Regions from separate parts of the Homo sapiens genome. Here region 1 is linked to region 2. Evidence: chromatin loops called from intact Hi-C (ENCODE). Cell type or tissue: A673. All regions are shown on one strand. Links, peaks and the distances in the headings refer to the core of each region. The heading gives the core; the rest is flanking DNA.

Evidence for each region. Peaks named below come from ENCODE experiments on the same cell type or tissue, not always from the same donor. Only the 100,000 strongest peaks of a DNase experiment are listed, where the experiment ranks them.
Region 1: a loop joins it to region 2, with 5 times the contacts of the local background. A loop is called at or near these places in 4 of 110 quality-filtered maps.

What each region holds. Positions count from the first base shown.
Region 1 is chr9:124,341,978-124,344,883 of GRCh38, forward strand. The region is part of intron 8 of NEK6 (NIMA related kinase 6); the gene reads left to right. Among named protein-coding and RNA genes, the nearest start is that of PSMB7, 72 kb to the right of the region's middle. RefSeq lists enhancers at 448-1,319, 1,320-2,192. In A673, for the core only: no CTCF peak of the experiment used is centred there; a DNase peak (open chromatin) is centred at 1,204; H3K27ac peaks cover 1,803 bases.
Region 2 is chr9:124,392,108-124,395,013 of GRCh38, forward strand. The region is part of intron 5 of PSMB7 (proteasome 20S subunit beta 7); the gene reads right to left. Among named protein-coding and RNA genes, the nearest start is that of PSMB7, 22 kb to the right of the region's middle. In A673, for the core only: a CTCF peak has its summit at 1,076 (motif pointing right); DNase peaks (open chromatin) are centred at 344 and 1,144; H3K27ac peaks cover 891 bases.

The sequences.
Region 1 (2,906 bases), core at 169-2,668, 50 kb before region 2:
GGCGCAGAGCCACTGTGCTGCTGGTGTGTGTCCCCCAGGAGGAGTCGTGAGTTCCAGTCTCTCCAGGACTCCTCTAAATCCAGGCAGGTGGCCACTCTGGCCACCAAGGTCGCTGAGGCTAGCAGTAGAGTCACGCCCATGTCACCTGCTAACCCGGCTGTCCCTGGGCTCAGGGCTCCAGCGTCACCGCCCTGCCCCCACTTGCCCTAAGGTCTGAGGAGGGGATGCAAACCCACCTGTAAGTGGGCATCGTTCACCCGGTGTCAGATCCTGAGGGGAAGAGACAGGCGTTCTAGGTCTCCCAAGGCCCAGGCTAATGCCCGCAGCATAGTGGATGGTCGGGGAGCACAATTTTGAATTAGAGCACGTGTCTGTGTGTAGGCAGCTCACTTACCAACTCACTTTCATCCAAATCCCAGCTCCAGGGCCCACCCACGGAAGGATCCAGGCAAGTCAGCCCCTCCCGGGTGGGCCTCAGGTGTCCCATATGTAGAATGAGTGGCCAGCCCACCTTGTCATAGTGAGGAAGGAATGAGGCCCTAGGGGTGAGGTGCCCGAGTCAGAGAAGGCCCTCGGGCCTGTCCACCAGCTGCAGGCCAAGCACGGGCACTTCTGCCCGCCTCCGGCACGAGGCTCCTGCAGCTTGCCACATTTCCCTTTTTGCTTTGGCCAGCGGGAAGCCAAAGTGCAGCCCAGCCTCAGTCTCCGAGGAGGCTCCACTTTGTCCTCCTTTCCTCATGTGTCTTGTCCCTGGGTCAGATGGCTTTTCGTTTCTTTTTCCATTCTGCTTTGTGTTTTTGTAAGCTGCTTCCTGTCTCCCATGAACCATGGGCTCTCCACACATAAACACACACACAGCATATGAACACACACACAGGCTGGCCAGGCTGACAGAGCTGTGCCCACTTCCCTGGGGCTGGGGCCGGGAGGCCAGCAGCTGGCTCCCTCTGCCTGTGCCAGGCCCTCCACTTGAGAACCGGCCCTGTGGTTCCCAGCCCCGTTCCCTGCCTCAGTCTTTGTCTCGGCTCTGCAGAGGCAGGCACAGCCCATCCTGTGCCAGGCCTCACTGAATTCTGGCTCGGGCAGTCCTCCTCCGAGTCCTCATTTGTGGGCACCTAAATGTGCATCTCACAAGGCAGTCCCGCCTTCGTGACTCCCTGGCATTGAGGCTCGGGTTACGCCGAGCTGACTCATTTGTTGGAGTGAGTGGGGCTGTGCGGCTCGCAGCTGGGGGGGCTGGACCACAGCCGGGGGGCGGTGAGGGGACGGATCGCAGCCGGGGGGTGGTACGGGGGATGGATCGCAGCTGGGGAGGTACCGATCGCAGCGAGGGGTGGTGTGGGGGGACAGATCACAGCCAGGGGTGGATACCAGTCAGCAGTAGGAAGTGAATGAAACACAGCAGTCAAGCCCTGAGGGGATTAGCGTCCTCAGGGACATCAGGCGCTGACCTAACCCTAGCAGCCCCGGCCTCACACAGCAGCAGGCTGCTGTGGCCACCCATAGCCGGCCCATCCAAGGGTAACGGGGCAGGGGCTCTGTGCCAAGTGACCCCCTCCCCACTCCTGCAGTCCCTAAAGGGGAAGGTGAAGCAGGCGTTTCCCCAGCAGACAGGGAGGAGAGCCACATCTGAGCCCACGGCCATGTAATTGGAAAGAGGCCTCCCGCAGTCACGCCCGGAGCCTCCCGCCCCACAGCCTGTGGTGTCTTCCAGGGGCACCAGCCTGAAGAGCTGTGACAAAGCCCCCTGCCCTCTCTGGACAACAGCTGAGGATCCTGCACAGGGCACATACCCAGGTCACCTGGGCCCTGGTGACAGACACAGCCGGAGAAAACCTGCCCTTCCCCAAGCCCCAGCACAGCCCGGAAGGCTCAAAAGCCCCTGTGCTCATCCCTGTGGCTGCAGTGACAGATGCCACCACGCCGATGGCTTCAAGCAACATAAGTTTACTCTCTTAGATCTCGAGGATTCTGGAGGCCAGATGTCCAAAATCAGTCTCGCTGGGCTAAGTCAAGGTGTCAGCGGGCAGGTGCCTTCTGGACGTTCTGGGGGCGAATCTGTTTCCTTATGTTTTCCATGGAAAATGGAGAGGCCACCCGCGGTCCTCGGTCCCCGCCTTGTGTCACCACAGCCTCTGGTGTGCGTCAGCCTGGCGTCTTCCCCTCTTCTGTGCCCTTCTCTCTCGGGCTCCCTGTCATGAGGGCTCTTGTGGGTACGTTGGGGCCCACCTGGATAATGCCCCCATCTCAGGAGCCAACATTTCATCACAGCTGCAAAATCCCATTTGCCCTATAAAGTGTCATTTACAAGTCCCAAAAATTCGGTGATGGATGTCTTTGGGGCCCACCATTGAGTCCCCCATACCCTCTCTCACACTTGGGCATCAGCTATTACCGAGGACCTCCTGTGGCCACCGGAGTTGCTGGCGCTGACCCCAGCTAGTGGGAGCCACCACAAAGCCCCGCACCTGGCCCTCGGGTGGGGCCCCAGCGGAGTGTCTTGAAGAGGCTGGAATCAGGAGTGCTGGCCCGAACATGGAGTGAATCATGACTCGCAGGCCAGGCGGTGGGGAGCCCCCGGTGGGAGCTGGGAGCAACAATGCCCGAGCTTGGGATATCGGAAGGCCGGGCTCTGTTCTCGTTACCTAGATGCCCATGGAGGTGCCCAGCGGGCTGCCCGCTCTGCAGGACTGATTTTTATCTATGTGGGAGCTCAGCTGCAATTACGGAGCTAGAGGAATTGGCTCATTCAGTGCCAGTCCCAGGATCCTCATAGGGGGCCTCCTCGCAGCAGCCTTGAGGTGCCCAGCTGGGACTGAGACCCAGCGAGACAGCGGACTCAAGGGGAAGATCTGCGGAGCCTTGGCCGGGACGCCGCTTTGGAATGCTGCTTGGACGGCAGAGAG
Region 2 (2,906 bases), core at 135-2,634:
TTACAGACAAGGAAATTGAGACTCAACTGGTTCCAAATAGTTTGCCCATGGCAAGAGTCAATGAGAAGCGGAGCCAAGCTTTAAACCTAGGTCCTATTCTGAAGCATGGGTTCTCAAGCTCATGCACCCTTCAGAAGGGCAACTTCCCACTCTTTCTTCAAACAACCCATTCCCAGGTGCCCACGCAGGAGCAGCAGGCTCTGGGAACACCAAGAGGCACAAGAGGTGGCCCGGCTCTGGCGCTCCCTAGCTGGGCATATCACTCCGAGCTCTGCAAAGCTGCCAAAGTTGCTCCAGGAGGCACAAGCAACTGCATCAAGCACAGCGTGAATGATGCAACCGGAAACCGAGGGGCACAGCAGCCCTACTGAACTAGGTTCCTTCCCCGCACAAGAGGGCAGGGGACAGGAGGTGCCTTCCTCAAAGGGTGGCTCTGAGGGTTACACAAGATGGCACGTGTAAAGCAAAATGCTGGGGACACTAAAAGTTCAAGAAAAGCTGGCTGATGAAATTCCTCTCCGACAAGCTCCTGGTCCTCCAGGCAGCTATTTTATACAATCACTCTCAGCAAGTCCCAGGGTTGGCAGCTTTCATGGAAATAGAGGTCTTCAGAATTTCTTTCTCAAAGTCATGAAGTTATGAGAGGCAGCAGGAAATGGATTTCTACTGCTTTTCCCCAAATCAATTTAACCAGATCGTCTCAGGAAAAAAAGCTGCTCCTTCTGCTAAAGAGCGGTCCATTTTAAGCAGCCAAGGACCTGTTTGCCACCATGGCCTGCCAAGGTGTAAGATGTATGCGGCGATAACAGAGTCACACACAGGACTTTCTAATCCATCAGTGTCAGCTCTCCCTGACAGAGCGCTTACTCACACTTGCTCATTGTTAGTCAACTGGCCACTCATCCTGGGTAAAATTTGGTGCTTTCCACAGACCCACAGACTGGGATCATTTTTCACTCCATTCCTGCCTCCAAGGCCTCATCTCCTAGTACTGGTGCTTGCTCTGGAGGCCAACAATGCCAATGTGTGCAGAGCTGATTGATGAATATAAAATAAGGCGGGCACCAGGGGACCATATCCAGCCACTAGAGAGCAGTGGAGCACCTCTCACTGCTCGGTAAAACAGACGCAGGCTTTAAATGGTTTAATTGTATGCATGCATTTCATTATAAGTCCTGGCCAAAAGCTTCCCGGCGAGGCAAGCCAAGCAATCAGACAATCTTGCATCGCTTGCTGAAATCCAGATTTGTCCTTTGTCAGCATAAACAGTTTAATTTGATGTTTTCACTCCTGAGTAAGCACTGAGTATTACATTTAAACCCCTCATGAGGGAGAAGAATGCTTCCTTTTCATCAGCAAATGTACCTCAATGTCAAAGTCTACCTTTTATTCCCAATGAATTTAAAAAAGTATTCCATTTAATTTGCTAAAAATATTTGTAAGGCATCCAACAATTTCACTCAAAAGCTAATTCCTCAAAAAACGGAGTTCCTTTTCTAAATGTAATATAGTCAAAGAGGAGTTACATTTTACCCTAATAATTTAAAACACCACTTGAAGGGAAAAGGGATTTTTCTTATAATTGCAACTGCAACATCTCATTGACCTGACAGGTTATAAACACTTATTCTTCAGAAAAGACTAACAATCACGGCATCAGGGCCTAAAATGTGAGAGGTTTTATTTCATTAATGCATTTTAATGAAATGTCACAAGATATGGAGAGAGAACATTTTTTCCTTAAAACATAGGTGTCACCTACCCCTGTTTAGAGGACAAAATGGAGGACGAAAATGACCCTAAAATGCACCTATCTTAATCAGTCCCCTGCACCACGAGGCCACACCGGGAAACCGAAGCTGAGTGCAAGGCATACACCCTGCCCTGCTGCCGCAGGAACGCAGGGCAGTGGGAGCTGGCAAGTCTCTTAAAGGTCCCCTTTACTCAGGTCCATATTTCAAAATAACTTCCCAAACTTCAGGGCATTCCACTTTAATTGATGGACTAGACAGTATTATTTTCATTGTATGGATGGAAGAAGCTAAAGTTCACAGAAAGGAAGGAGGCTACCCAAAGTCATGCAGCCAGGAATGGCAGCATGGGTACATGAACTCAGATCTGGTTAACAGCAAATCCCTCATTCTGTGAACTACACAGTGAAAAGCCTTCTGATGGCTAAGATGACTTTCCACGTAGTCTGACCAATGAGGAAGTAAAAGGCATCAAGCACTAGGTCATAAGCATATAAAGGCACTTTCCTTTAGCAGGGGCGACTCTGGTCCAATTCTGAAACAAGAGCAGATAAAGATGAGCTGGTTAACCTCACTCTCTCTCAGTGGGGTTTAAAGCAAAGAACTTTAAACTGAGCATTTCCTTTAACTGTTCTGAAAAGTGCTCTGGCAAGGGCTTTTACTTGGTTGTAGGCTGAGGACAATTCAAATCAGGAGACTTTGTGGTAAAATGTCAGAGCAGGGAAAAAAGGAGGAAGAGCACCCATACATTAATTCAATACCTCACCATTTTGTCTATAAAAGGTGTTTAATATTTTTTTACACAGAATCAAGAACAAAATCCAATCTAATTAGAATAAATTAAGAACTGGCAAGGGCTGACTATATTACATTTCCTGTAACAATATGAATTTTAGAAGTAAGTATTTTCTCATTTCCTGATATCACGGCACCATCTATTGGCTTAGTACCACCTTTGCAGCAACCAAGAAACAAGATGCATTCATTCAACTTTCACGGGCTTTTGGTTCCCAGCTGTTTTATTCCTGGCACTCCACCGCAACATAATTTTAAGATATAAAATCCATTCACTGCACATTTTAAATCTTCTAAAATGCATCTTATATTAATCAAAGCAGGAAAAAGTGCCAGAGAAATCTTGACACAGAGAGCTAC